Regions from separate parts of the Homo sapiens genome. Here region 2 is linked to region 1. Evidence: chromatin contacts called from ENCODE Hi-C data. All regions are on one chromosome and are shown on one strand. The core of a region is the stretch at or near the end of the contact, and the rest is flanking DNA. Distances in the headings are between cores, read along the strand shown.

Region 1 (7,616 bases), core at 1,397-3,896:
TAAATGTTGAACAAGAAATGAGAATCCTGCTTTTAAGTATTTCATGTCATAGTGTGCAGGATACACAGGGCAAACAGCCACAAAGAAGCAAGAGGATTCATAGTGATAGACTGTCTGCTGGAGGGGACACAGGGCGATCGCTGGAAAGCAGGGGAAGGTGGGGGACTGAGCAGGGCTGTGGCAGGGCCACTGTCCTTAGACATCAGGGAGGGGTCCTTCAAGAGAACAACATCCCATTGCAGGCCTCTCTGCAGTGAAGAAGCCAGCTGTAGGAGAGTGGAAGCAGCTGCGTCCAGCAGAGGCAAAGCTCCGGTGAAGATGCCCAGGCAGGACCCAGCTTGGCATGCTAGGGCGGAGCTTCCCAGACCCACCCCATCTTAGCCTGTTCAGGCCACTGTGACAAAGACACAGACTGGTGGGCTGAAACAACAGGAATGCATTCTCTCATGGTCCTGGAGGCTGGAAGTCCAAGATCAAGGTGTGGGCAAGGGGGTTTCTCCTGAGGCCTCTCTCCTTGGCTTGCAGACAGCCGTCTTCTCCCTGCGTCCTTACATGGACTTTCCGCCGTGTGTGTCTGTGTCCTCCTCTCTTTAAAAGGACACAGGTGCTACCAGATTAGGACCCGCCCTAATGACATCATTTAACCTTAATTACCTCTTTAAAGGCCTATCTCCAACACAGTCACACTGGGCTTAGGGCTTCAACGTATGAATTTTGGAGGACACAATTGAGTCTACTTAACATTGTTAAATGCGCGTTGCCAGGCACATCCCCAGAACTTCTGAGGCAGTAGGTCTGGGTTGAGATCCGAGAATTTGCATTTCTAGCAAGGTCCCAGGGGATGCTGATGCTGCTCATCCAGGGATCCCAGCTTGAGAAATATTTCAAAGTTTCCAGGAAGGCAACAAAGGCAGCAGCAGAAGGCGCCCTGGGAGATTGGGAAGGATATGGCTCAGGGCAGGAGGAGGAGGCAGACTCGTCAGGGTCCTGGGGTAAACGTAAGCGTCTGGATGTTCCTCAGAGGGTGGAAACCATGGGAGGGGAGGACCGGGGAGCGCATTTCACAGAGCCACATGCCAGTGCCCTATAGAGAAAGGCTCATAGGCGACAAGGGGGTCCAGGTGGGAAACTGAGGCAAGGGGTCCTGGCTGCACGGCTGGAGCCTGACCAGGTGGTGGAAAACCCGTGGGATAAGTGGATAGAGTTGGGGTATGTTTGGAAGACAGAGGCCCAACAGCTTTCTGGTTCCCTGGCTGGAGGAGGCAGGTGAAGAAAAAGTAGAAATTAAGGGTGTGTCCTAGGTTGGGGCTTGGGCATCTGAGTAAAGTTGACGCTGTTAACTGCAATGGGAAATACTGGCATAAAAACAGGTGTGGGGGAGAAAGTGGAGACTTCTGGCCTGGGCACATGAGGTCTGAGATAGTATAAGAGGTCAGAGGCTGGGTGTGGCAGCTCACGCCTGTAATCCCAGCACTTTGGGAGGCTGAGGCAGGTGGAGAACACTTGAAGCCAGAAGTTCAAGACCAGCCTGGCCAATGTGGTGAAACCCCATCTCTACTAAAAATACAAAACATAAATAAATAAATTAGCTGGGTGTGGTGGTGCACACCTGTAGTCCCAGCTACTCAGGAGACTGAGACAGGAGAATCTCTTGAACCTGGGAGGCAGAGGTTGCAGTGAGTTGAGATCATGCCACCGCACTCCAGCCTACACAACAGAGTGAGACTCTCAAAAAAAAAAAAAAAAAAAAGAGGTCTGAGATGTTACAAGATGTCCTGGCAGAGATTCCAATCTTGAGTCCAGACTGGAGAGGGAGGCTGAGAGGCTGGGGGAGAGGGTCCATAGAGCTATGGGTACAAGTGAGCCAGAACACCAAGGCAGGGAGTGAGGGCCGGGATGGAAGGAAGGCTGGGAGGGAGCCCTGGGCATCCAGCACCCAGAGGGTGAGGAGGGGAGGGGAGCCGCCAAAATGTGTGCCGTTCAGGAGGAAACCCGCGGAGTGTGAGTCAACCAGCAAAGCCTTTCAAGAGGACCAGAGTGGCCAGATGAGTGCACAGCCCCTAAGGGATAGATTAGAATGAGGACTCGACCCATGGGAGGGCTGGACGCCCGACCATGTAGGCTGCAGCACATGTGAAGACCAACACCAGCAGTCTGACCACTGGTCAAAAGCATGAGATTTGGTATAAAGGAGATTTTTGTGTAAGCAATAGTTTCTGTTCCTCTTAGCCACATGATTTGAGAAAATTATTTAAATGACCCGAGCCTCACCTTCAACATGAGGAACATCATATTCCCTTTGATAAAATGTTGCTGGTGTAAGTGCTCCATAAATGACAGCTTTTATTAGCAGAAGCAGAGATAATCCAACTTCAATGGGAGATTAAACAACGACTTCTGTTTAGAGCTTTAAAATGAGTGAGATGTGTCCACCGCTGGGGTTCTTCTCTTGGTGCCTGCATTGCCCTGCAGGAAGCCTGGTGGTGGTGCCTGGTGTGGTCTGCCAGCTCTCAGCTGGGTGGGAAAGTGGTGCTGAATGGCCCCACCTCTGCTCTGGGTTTTGCCCCACAGGTCGCTGCAGGCCTGCCCCTGGGCTGTGCTGAGTCATCTCCGCAGGCAGGACCTCCCCAGGCAGGCACAAGGCACTGGGAGGTGCCGCCCCTTGGGCCCAGGCCAGTGGAGTTTTAATTGCTGCTCCTCTATTGTTGGCTCTGGTTCCGCTTCTGGAAGGTTTCCAGCCTTTGCTCCTGGGCTTTGGTCTCTTCAGGGAGCCTCCAGCTGCCTCTTTGTCATCAGTGAAGCCACTGAGACCTCCTCTTGGCCCTCCCCCTCCTCCTCCTCCTCCTCCTCCTCCTCATCTTTGCTGGATAATGAGGACTTCAGATCTTGTTTCTGAAGAGAGAGGCTGAGCTGACTTCTGAAGGGTGGAAGGCACCAAACAGGGAGAGGTTTCCAAATCTGGGGACACAGGACAACTGAGTCCCAAATTGTGAACACTTTATTTAAACCCTAAAGGACAGGTCTTTGAAGACTGACTACAGAGGCCACTCAAGGGGATGGAAAGAATATGGGCTTGGGAGGCACAGGCACCTGGGTGCAGACGCCTAACCAGTTCCATCAGGACCTGTGGCAGGTTGCCCACCTACACCAAGCCTCAGTTTCCCCATCTGTGGAGTGGACTGATGTCCACGTGCAAGCCATAGGAGAATTGCAGACAATGCATGAAAAGCATGGAGCCCGAGGGCTGGCTTTAGTGGGAGTCAAAACATGATCACTTTTTCTGTAAACTTTAATTTGGAGATAATGTCAAAGCTACAAAAATTACAAACAGAAAACTAGTACAAGGAACATCTGACTCCTTTATGCAAATCTCCCTTATTGCTGACATAAAAAATGGTAACGTGTTAAATCAATATTTTTAATGTTTAAGCTATTGCGTTGCAAAAACTTTACAGTGTGAACCCAGGCATGTCTCTCAATGTCTCTGAGACTGCCTTTGCTCATCTGTGAAGTGGGAAGGATGTTGTAGCATTTACACCACAGTGAGGGATGAGCAGGAACTTCTGGCCTAGCCACAATAACATAGCTGTCCTAACGAGGCAGGAAAATAGGGTCTGGAGGCAGAGAATATGAGGCTAGTTCACACTTGAGCTATAACAGGAAATATCCTCTCCATAGGGCATACACTATAAATGACTTTGTAACTTTATTTCATCCTCTCCCTTTACATGGGGTGTACACCAAGTCACCAATGTAATCCTCTAGTGGATATTTAAACTCAAAAAACCTCTGTAACAGGGCCTTTGATCCCCTATGCTCAGGCCCGCTCCCACATTGTGGAGTGTGCTTTCATTTTCAATAAAACCCTTCCCTCCTTGCTTTGTGCATTTTGTCCAACTCTTTGTTGAGGACGTCAAGAGCCTAGACACCTTCCACCATTAACATATTTTGGCGAGCCAGCCAGAAGGAAGAGATAAGCCCAAAGTTTGGGATTCATTTTTCTCCCTTTCCTTTCTGCTCCATTCAGGGGCTCTCTCTCTCTCTCTCCCTCTCTCTTTTCCTTTCCAACTTGGGACCCTTGGTGGGAAGCAGGTAAACATGGAAGCAACTGCAGGTTTCTGGCCATGGCCAGTGAAACTAAGGGGTTTCCATGTGGAGAAGGCTGACCGCCACCTCTTCATTAGCTTAAGGAACCTTGGTCTTTTTCATTTCCACCTTCCCGCCCCCCACTCCCATCCCACTTTCTTTTTCAGTCTTTCAGAGGCTGTTGCCTACTGGCTCCTTGGAAATTGAGGGCAATCGGCTGGGGTCACTCCCTAGTACTGCCTGAAGGCCTAAGAATGAATGGGTATAATTGCCCTGCCCCAAGTGGGAAGGAGTTGTTTTTTTATCTTTTCTTTTTTTGTTATTTCTTTCTTTCTTTCTTTCTTTATTTTTATTTTATTATTATTATACTTTAAGTTTTAGGGTACATGTGCACAATGTGCGGGTTAGTTACATCTGTATACATGTGCCATGCTGGTGTGCTGCACCCATTAACTCGTCATTTAGCATTAGGTATATCTCCTAAAGCTATCCCTTCCCCCTCCCCCCACCGCACAACAGTCCCCAGAGTGTGATGTTCCCCTTCCTGTGTCCATGTGTTCTCATTGTTCAATTCCCACCTATGAGTGAGAATATGTGGTTTTGGTTTTTTGTTCTTGCGATAGTTTACTGAGAATGATGATTTCCAATTTCATCCATGTCCCTACAAAGGACAAGAGCTCATCATTTTTTATGGCTGCATAGTATAGGCATGGGCAAGGACTTCATGTCTAAAACACCAAAAGTAATGGCAACAAAAGCCAAAATTGACAAATAGGATCTAATTAAACTAAAGAGCTTCTGCACAGCAAAAGAAACTACCATCAGAGTGAACAGGCAACCTACAAAATGGGAGAAAATTTTTGCAACCTACTCATCTGACAAAGGGCTAATATCCAGAATCTACAATGAACTCAAACAAATTTACAAGAAAAAAACAAACAACCCTATCAAAAAGTGGGCGAAGGACATGAACAGACGCTTCTCAAAAGAAGACATTTATGCAGCCAAAAAACACATGAAAAAATGCTCACCATCACTGGCCATCAGAGAAATGCAAATCAAAACCACAATGAGATACCATCTCACACCAGTTAGAATGGCAATCATTAAAAAGTTTTTTTATCTTTTCCAAGTGTGGTCCCTGATCCCTACATGCACCACAGCTCAGGGCAAACTCACATGTGTTTCAGGGGACATAAACTTTTCTTATGCTAAATTCTTTACTTATCATATTCAACTGGCTGAGGAACAAAAAGGCCCACCCGGCATCCAGTCCTTCTCATTACAGTTCATGGCTATTCCTATAAAGCTCATAGTAGGCTCTGGAGAGGAAAACCTGCATGTGGCACCCACCTGAGGCCAGAGACATCTGGAACTCTAAGATTGGACCCCACAGGAGGATGCTGTGTGGGTTCTGTGGATCCCAGCCACTCCAAAGAGGACACTCTCGGCAGAGGTTCTGAGGTCTAGTTTTAACCCTCCTCAGAATTTTCTCTCATAGTTGCAATGCTGTTTGGCCCTAACATTGTTTGGAATCTGGAGTTTACCGTTGAATGGAAAGTGGAATGGCATTGCATGTACCCAGGCTTCTGTGCTGCAGTTCTAAGCAGGGGGCCTGGTTAACGTGTGATGCCCTCCTTTGGTACAGTTTGGCCCAGTGCCCACTGGAGTCTGGGGAGGTTTGGCCTTTAAAAATCAAACTGCCTTGGAGACTGCTTTACCCGAAATTTTGGTTAAGTCTAAGCCATTTTCAAGTTCACGTGACTTAAAGTATTACTTTACTAAACAAACTAGCTTTAAGATTATTGGTGGAATAAAAATAGAAATGCCTTCAGAATTGTCAGCATACGTTTTGTCTGAATTTTATGTTTGTCTTTGCTAGATATTTTAAAATGTCAATGTTAATTCAAGCTGGGAGCTGCTTGGGGTGAGCCTGCCTCCCATTCTATTCAAAGTCTCACTGAGATAAATGCATATCTGGTCACTTCCTTTGGAAAGGCTCATCAGAAACTCCAAAGAATGCAACTGTTTATGATCTGAAAGCCCCCAAGTCCCCTCCTCACTTTGAGTTGTCCCGGACAAAACCAATGCTCATTTTACATATGTTAATTGATGTCTCATGTATCTCCTTAAAAGTAAAAATTTAAGTACAGTGAATGGGATAAATGTTTTAGGTAAACTTTTTGTGTAAATTAAAATCTTAAAGTTATTTTTAACACTCATTTAATATCTAGGTCATTTCCAATTAAGAAAGGGTTGTAATATGTAGAAATATGTTTCTGAAATTATGGAATTGTTCTTATATATAAATGCTCATATCTAATAGTTCAGGATTTCTTGCCTTTTAGGGTTTCACTAAAGTTTTAGGTTACTAAGGATAAAATTCTAGTTAAGATGTAATTCTGTGGTTATTATTAAGACGTAATTTCTGTTATGTTGATAACATAACAGAAAGGGTTATGTTATTAGTGGGGAAAAAAAGTAATTTTGTTGAATTCAGAAGTTATCTAAAAGTTAGTTCAAATTGCAGATTTGGAAAGGTTATTTATGAAACAGTGTAGTAAGGAATCATTAAGTAGGGGAGAAAGATGTGGAAAAAGTTTAAATAATAAAATATACTTTAAAACCTGATAAAGAATTGGAAACATTTGGCTAATTAACATTTTCATAGTTAAAGCTCTTAGTCTTGATTAAAATAAGAAGTATTGTAAAAATGCATCAGTAGTTTGGCAATTGTTTTTTAATACAGTTAAGCATGAAGCTGGATTTAGTGTAAAGCCAAATTTTACATATATGCTTGCATTGCTTCACACTATGTTGACTGTTTTGCATGGATAGTGCTGGAGTACTTATTGCTCATGTGCCTAAAGTGGATTTCTTGATTGCACAGGATGTATGATGAACTTGGGGATGTTGAATTGTGTATCAGGAATAAAATATTCATTATGTTGGTTTTCTGGGGCCCTAGGTAATGCTGTATACTCCAGGGTAAATTGAGTAGGAAAACTCAGGGTTGGTTTGGTGCTTATTTGTTTTTGCTTCTAGTTTTCATTCGTTTGTTGTTTATTTCTCCTCTGGCTTTGCTTGTGTATGCGTATGTATAAAACTATGATTTTTTTTTTTTTTAGTTCCTGGTGGAATGCTTTCATTTAGTTCTGTGTTCCTATGCATTTCTAGCAAGTCATGATTCATTCCATTTTTCTAGAATTCCTAAGCTACTTTTGTTGGGCCTGCAGGAATTAATGGGGCACACCAGCTTTTTTTTCCTTAAACTAATTTTTTGGATTTTAGCCTTCCTGATACTTTGTGTTTAGTATACTCTCACAACTAGAATTTGAGTCATATTTCTCTCTCTGCCTAATTTCTCCAAAATTTGTAAACTATTTGTGAATACTCTTAATTCATGGCAATGCGTTTGTTTGCATACAGTCAAGCATGGCTGCCAGGGCCACTCAGGGAGAGAGAACCCAGAAATCTGGCATGCTGGCAAAAGGGTAAGAATTTCTTACCAGTCAGTCCCTGGCCTCTTT
Region 2 (7,102 bases), core at 1,567-4,066, 180 kb after region 1:
GAAATCCATCATATTAAACAATAGCCCAGTATTATTTGTGCTCAGACACAAATGCTGTTGCTCTACCAGTTATACTATCATTTGTTTTCCTGAAAAAAAATTGAGTCACAGATTTTCTTGTGCTTAAATATTAAAGCCAAAGGACAAAGCACTCCATGAAGGCTGCTTTTTACGCCATTAGTGCTTCCCTGCAGACACTGAATATCAACGATGCCCGATGCTTTGGCTATCAGGTGCAGAGTTCCCATAGGAAACAGGTGACGGTGATATAACAGAAAAGAAACTAACACCCAGAACACTCGTCAATGCCTATTTAGGCTCCTACAGAAAAATGTAAATTGTTCCCTTGAGTCCTTGAGTTCTGCAGCCATCATAGTCATTACTAAGCAAATAAGCCATGCAAAATAAACTCTGCCTTACATCCACCTCCATGGCAACAGGGAGGACTCAGGGAGATGCAACTCAAGATTTATTTAACCCTGCAGGATCTAGAAGACTAAATGAAGCACAGGAAGCAAACCAGAGAAGGGATTTTGCTATTCACAGTTCTGGAGCTGGAAAGGTGTTTTGCTGGATGGCTGGTTTGTACAAACACCCCCAGATCCAGGGGGAATGCAAACCCCATCTTTCCTCATCAGTAGTCACTTAGCATATGGCCAGAGCATGGACACTGGGACCTTCCACACTGTTCTGTTTCCTCATCCATAACGTCTGCTGACAGTGACTGCACATGCACACACTCACGCACATGTGCACACACTCACAAACGTGCACTCACACATGTGAACACACATTTTGGAGGATGCTTAAAGCTGTGGTAGTCAAAGAACTACACACCTGTACCCATGCCACCTGCTATCTCTAAAGCACACATGCCCCATCTGACGTCCCAGAAACACGATGTCCATGGCAGTGCATTCCACAACCACATATCTAATTGCTTGTCTTCATTCCACCCTGTCTAGACATGGAACTCCCAGTTCCTCTTGTCCTCGGTCCTCACCACAACTATGCCTGCCTGACTGATCAATCAATACTGCTGTGAATCCACCTCTGTCCTGTAAGTGCCCTGAGCACTTAAGGAAGGTCTGTGCAGAATACTCCCTTAAAAGAACTTTACAGCCCCCTTCCATTTCATATTGATTTCAGGTTTTAATTCATAATTTTTTTTGCTGTCATAAGCATCCTGGACATTTTGCATTATCTATTTTTTAAGGTAAGGAATGGGAATAGACCCCATAAAGTAGGTACATCCCCATCTTTAAAATGGGGAAAAATCCATTTCCTTCAAAGTTGTTACAAGCATTAAATGAAGTAATTTAGATAAAGCACATTAGAAGTGTCTAATATATGTGGTTTCCTTCTTCTCTGATACCTATTTTGGGTGGCCATGACCTCATGAGGGCCACACTGAGATGACCTTGAATGGCAGAAAGTCAGAAGGCGGAAGTGCACCCCATCCCAGTCCTCCTAGAAGTTCTGATATTGATTATCTTCAGACAATGGGCTCCTCATGAGGCCTTCATCTGTGACTCTGGAACTTAACTGAATTTCAATAGAACAGATGATTTTTCTCCCCTAATTTGCTCTACACAATTAACAAATATCTCTTCCCACCTCCCACAATGCTCCCAAGGAGGTCGATTGCAGGGTCCAGTGGTCCTGAGCCACCAGACCCTCTTCTCAGTTCTGCTACTCAACAGTGTTTCTCAACCTTCAACCCATGGGAAGCCAAAAACTTTATGTTGTCCAGCGAATACTTGTGCTTCATTTCTATCTTCTTTCCCTACTTTTGGAATTTGTGCGCAGAATTTAGAAAGCAATCCACAGAATAATGTGGGAGGAAAACATTGTGAAGTATTGAGTCCTTTAAAGTCCTGACTCATATCAATACGAAGTCAAAGGGAAAACCAAGAGCTTAATGCATGCAGTCTGGAGTCAAAACAGCTTGGCCCCCCCTATTATCCCAGTTTCCTTGGTTGTCTCCTGCTACAAAGTGGCAAAGTTCATGAGGGACAGGCCACTGCTTGCCTGCAAGAGAGGTTTGATTTCCTGTCCAAGCTTGTCAATATATACATGTTTTTAATATCAAGTTCTTTTTTTGTAGGGAAGTGAGTCATAGCTCTCACCAAAGGTTGGCACCAAAATCCACAGATGTTGGCAGTCATGATCTTATCAAATTTTCTCAGGAGTTGCAAGTGCAACCAGATAAATCATTAAGAAAAAGCAATGAATAACAGAAAAGAAAACTAAGCAAACAGAACCTTCTATCTCAGGCTTCATGGGACTTAGGTTGGTGGGATTTAAACTTCCTCCAGGCCAGCTGCTGTCATTCAATGGATAGTCGAATTCAATGGCGCCCACCAAAGACAATGCAAAACTCTCTGTGTCCATGTCACCACACCACTGATAGCCAATTAACTCCTTACATTCAGTGTAAAACATCAGTGATTTGACTCTCATACGCGCATCTGGGGAGAGAAGACAGGAAGAAGAGGAAGCTAACCGTTTCCAGATCTGAGTGCCAGCTCAAAATAAAACCAGTATCATCTGCCACAAGTGCTTTTGACATGGGTCCTAATTTTAAATTTACACACACACAAACATTTATGTATGCATGGGTGTGTGTGTGCGTATATATATATGTACATATTTGATTGCTTCTGTTTAAAATGTACTCATCTCAGCAAAGCTTATTTTCCTTTTATTTGACTTTCATTGTGACGACAAAACACTACTCCACTGACAGGGACAAGGAGCTATGCAGATCTAGCACCAGGCAGCAGGGGCACGGCCCTGACAGCACAAGTGCCCCATAGAACCTGATAGGGCACTGAGAGTGCAGGGTGTTCCTGGAATACTTTCAGGGCTCACAGGTACCGCAGAGAACACGTTGTCTCCCTCGCTCATTGACTTATAATTGATCAGAGATCAGTACCAGACAAGAAGCTGAGCATGTTCAACGTAAACATCCCTATTTCGAGTCAGCACAGACTGCCATGGTCCATTTCCCTTTGCCAAAATTCTTGAAGATATCCTCACAGAGCTGCCTCACGAGCACACCCATCACACAGCCTAAGATGGATCAATCTGTTCATACAACAAAAAGGGGCTTGGTGTACTTCAACCCCTTACTGTACTGCACAATACACTTCCAGGGACAAACAGGAGATGCTGTACCTGAAATCTTTCTGTTTAAATCGATTTAAAAAAAAAAAAAGAGAAATGGTCATTTTGTTTCCATTTCTCAAAGGTGTCCATCCTACAAATACAATTATACCTTGACTCATTTAATCAAGTCTACTAAAAGCCTGAGTAGATCTTTTGACATGGCTATTGAGGAATTCAGATGTTGATTTCTGTTTCAAGGTTAAGGGATATGTTTTGGTTACAATAAGTATACTCTGAGCTGGCAATCAACAATCCTCTCAGCAGAGGCTCTTCTAAATGGGATCAGATCCTCTTAGAAGGACATGATGTTTGCTGTTTTGATGGTGAGAAAAACTGAGGCCCAGACAGAGCTACTCAAGATGGCTCTGTGCCCTAGTGATATAATAAATTAGAAAAACTGAGGCCCAGACAGAGCTACTCAGGATGGCTCAGCTCCCTAGTGATAGAATAAACTAGAAAGATGAAACTAGAAATATGTTCCTGTTGCTGCCTGCAGCCTCCTCTCCTTAGACGATGCTGCCCCCTTTTGAAAGGCTTTACAACTTTTTTTTTTTTTTTTAAGGCTTTGTTAAAGAATCGAGTGGGAGGGAAGATTCCAGAACCTGTTATCCACACTGGCTTTTCTTCAGATACAGGTGTTGACAGGACTCAAGGCAGAACAATGTGACATAAACCAGATGAGGCGAACGGGCACTCCCTGGGGTCTGTTGGGCAGAGCAGCTCAGGTCTGTCAAAGCTCCTGGTGAGGTGAGAATGGGGAGAATGCTGCTTCTCATCTGTGGTGGCTGGCACAGTCTTGGGTAAGGGCAAGGCCAACTTTCCTTCCCAAGAGGGTGTTCTCTGTCTTTGTCTTTGCATTTCCTTATCCTCAGGGCACAGCCTTCCTGACAGACACTCCTTAAGCTGAATCCCTGAGCCAAATCCTGAGCTGTCTTCTGGCATCCTGGAAATCCTGCACTGATTCCGAGGAAGCGGCAAAGAAAGAACCATGAAGCATGCCAGCTTCATGTGAACTGATCACCATGAATGGGCAGGACAATGGAACTTAGGAATCTCATTTCTAGAGGGTGAGGCGAGTAGGAAATGATCGCTCTTTTTTGGCCAAGTACCCCATGGAATGCCTGGGGGATGGCATTTTAAGTATTTAGAAGAAGAAAAGTGGCAGAAGCTATTTGGTCTGGATGCATACTTCAGCCAACAAAATACCGTGTCACACAAGCTCTCTGATGGTTTCTCGCCTGGCAAGACATTTTCTTAAAATGAGCAAACAAAGAGTATCCAACTGGTATTTGATTTTTTTTTTTTTTTTTTTTTTTTGAGACAGAATCTGTCACCCAGGCCGGAGTGCAATGGTGTGGTCTGGGCTCACTGCAACCTCTGCCTCCCTGGTTCAAGGGATTCTCCTGCCTCAGCCTCCTGAGTAACTGGGATTACAGGAGCGTGCCACCACGCCCGGCTAATTTTTGTATTTTTACTAGAGACAGGGTTTTGCCATCTTGGAAAGGCTGGTCTCGAACTGCTGAACTCAAGTGATCCACCCGCCTTGGCCTCCCAAAGTGCTGGGATTGCAGGCATGAGCTACAGCGCCCGAGCTGGTATTTTATTTTCCCTTAACATAACTGGAAGACATGATTGAAGGTGAGCTATCAGACAGTATTTCAGTCTTATGAAGCAGGACCATCTGCCAGGCATTTGAATGTTTAGAATGCTTAACAATGACAATTTCAGAAAGGCAGAAGTTTCTGAAAAGCTTGTAAATTAAAAGGAAATGAGCCCCGGGGTGCTTCAAAGATGGATGACATGCGATGTGTGTCCTCAGGCAGGCAGGATCCTGTGACAGTGGCCACAGCAGACCGCAGAAGCTCATTTCCAGCCAAGCCAGGGGGAGGGAGAGATGCAGTGCATGGTGCAAACTTCATCAGGGCAGGTGGAGGAGGAAAAGTAAGAGGAAGGGCATCAAAGGGGAAGGATAAGGCAAGAGAATGTTATGAAAAGTTAAGTCATAATGTGCAGCATAGTGACTGACCAGAATTAAAAAGCAAGGAGTGGGGGCTTGGCAGCAGCAGAGAAGAGCATCAGGGAAAGGATGTTCACAGGGCATGCCTCAATCTGCATGCGTGTGTGTGTGTCTGTGTGACTGCTTGCGGTCAGATGCGAGATTTCAGCTGAGGCAAACTCAATTAGATACAGTTTCAGGGAAAAATGAGGTTCCAACTTATAAAAATAATACAATCCTAATGAAAAAGGGAAGGTTTTTCCCTCTCAAATGCACATGTAAAATTTGCCATAATTTATGTGGTGACACATTTTGAATAACTGACTTATAAGTTCAGTTTTCTATACTTCATCAAGAGTGATACTTTATGTGTAGCCCTCCTCCAGATAAATGGATTTCTCCAAACGAAACCAAGTATTTCGTGTTAAGTGGGCATTCTGTTAATGAGCATTTTAATAATACCATGGACTAGATCAGGAAAGGAATGAGAAACTCGGCTGTAGATGTGCATGGGGCAGGTCTGGGTGCCGACTGAAAGGGCACCACTACAGGACACAGAAACAAAACAAAAAAGGGAACAATTCCTGTGCAATAAATATGATTGTTTCTAAAACGTGTACCAAATCAGGAAGGCTTCCCTGTAACTCCAGGTAACTGAGTCATGAGTGGAGGAAAAAAGCTGATCAGATTTCTTCCTTGGCAAAACTTCTTTTCAAGAAAAGTAGGATTTATTTTTTAAGAAGCAGGAAAAGTAGCTGTGTGGTTCAAGAGCCTCTCTTCTGGGGGAGCAGACTAATTCTCTGATGCACTGTTTATAATGTTGCCCTCTCTAATCTTCTAAGGGACTTACCATTCATCACTACCTATATGTAGCATGCTATAGAAGAGGGTTAAGAGGGTGGCCACATAATTTATTATCCAAAATAGAACTATTTTTCAAGTGATCTAAAGTAAGCCTAATGGGAAAGAATGCAGTGACATCAGCATTGCTGGGACTGTCCCAGGCTAGCAGAAGTGTGGTCTCTCCACCTGGGCGGCATGTGAGCTGACACCTGCCAGGTGCAAAGAGAACAACTAAGCCGGTTAGGGAGGAAATCTAAACTCCAGGCTCAGAAAATGGTGATAGATTCGTGTGCAGACATGTATTTTACATATATGAACCCACTTGACCCTCATACCAGCTCTATAGGAAGGTAATTACATGGTCCTCATTTCACAGCTAAGGAAACTCAGGTACAGCGAGTTACTGGTTGCCCAAGGTCACACACTAGGAAGTGGTGGAGCCAGACAGGCTGGCTCTGGGGCAGAGGTTCGAAAACTCAGCTGCACGGAACTCCCTGGAGCTTTAATGATGCACACACCCAGGCTGCACACCAATCCAAGCATATCCGAAACCCCGGAGCCAGATCAAGCATTGGCTGTTTTCCTTTTTTAAATTATGATAACAAAATGTGTGTAATAACATAAAATTAACCGTGTTAGCCATTTTAAAGCATACAATCCGTGGTGTTAAGTACATTGACACTATCATCCAGACATCACCACTATCTAGTTTCAGAATGTTTTCATCATCCCAAAAGGAGACCTTGTACCCATTAAGCAGACACTCCCCAATCCCCTTTCCCCACCCCAGTCCTGGACAAACCCCAGTTTGCTTTTAGACTCTATGGATTTACCTGTTCCATATGTTTCATATAAATGAAATCAAACAATATATGATCTTTGTGTTTGGCTTTCACTTAGCATAATGTTTTGAAGGTTTGCTCACATTGCAGCATGCATCAGTATTTCATTCCTTGTTAAGGCCGAATGTTTGATGTATATACCACATTCTTATCCACTCATCTGTTCATGGGCATTAGAATTGTTTCTACTTTTTGGCTACTGTGAACAGAGCTGCTACAAGCATTTGTGTACTATTCACTTGTTTTTAAT

What was found. A loop is a pair of places that touch in the nucleus more often than their neighbours do. Pooled maps may share reads with other maps.
Region 2: a loop to region 1 is called in a pooled map, with 2.0 times the contacts of the local background. The contact joins two enhancer-like sites. A Hi-C loop is called at or near these places in 2 of 168 maps with a recorded cell type or tissue (endometrial microvascular endothelial cells and endothelial cell of umbilical vein) and 4 of 50 pooled maps.

The regions. Positions count from the first base shown.
Region 1 is chr7:50,960,490-50,968,105 of GRCh38, forward strand. No RefSeq gene overlaps it. Among named protein-coding and RNA genes, the nearest start is that of GRB10, 180 kb to the left of the region's middle. RefSeq lists an enhancer at 2,629-3,144. Within about 2 kb of position 2,647, at least 2 of the 41 ENCODE cell types and tissues checked have a DNase peak (open chromatin) inside an H3K27ac peak, as active enhancers do.
Region 2 is chr7:51,137,920-51,145,021 of GRCh38, forward strand. The region is part of intron 5 of COBL (cordon-bleu WH2 repeat protein); the gene reads right to left. Among named protein-coding and RNA genes, the nearest start is that of COBL, 180 kb to the right of the region's middle. Within about 2 kb of position 2,817, at least 5 of the 41 ENCODE cell types and tissues checked have a DNase peak (open chromatin) inside an H3K27ac peak, as active enhancers do.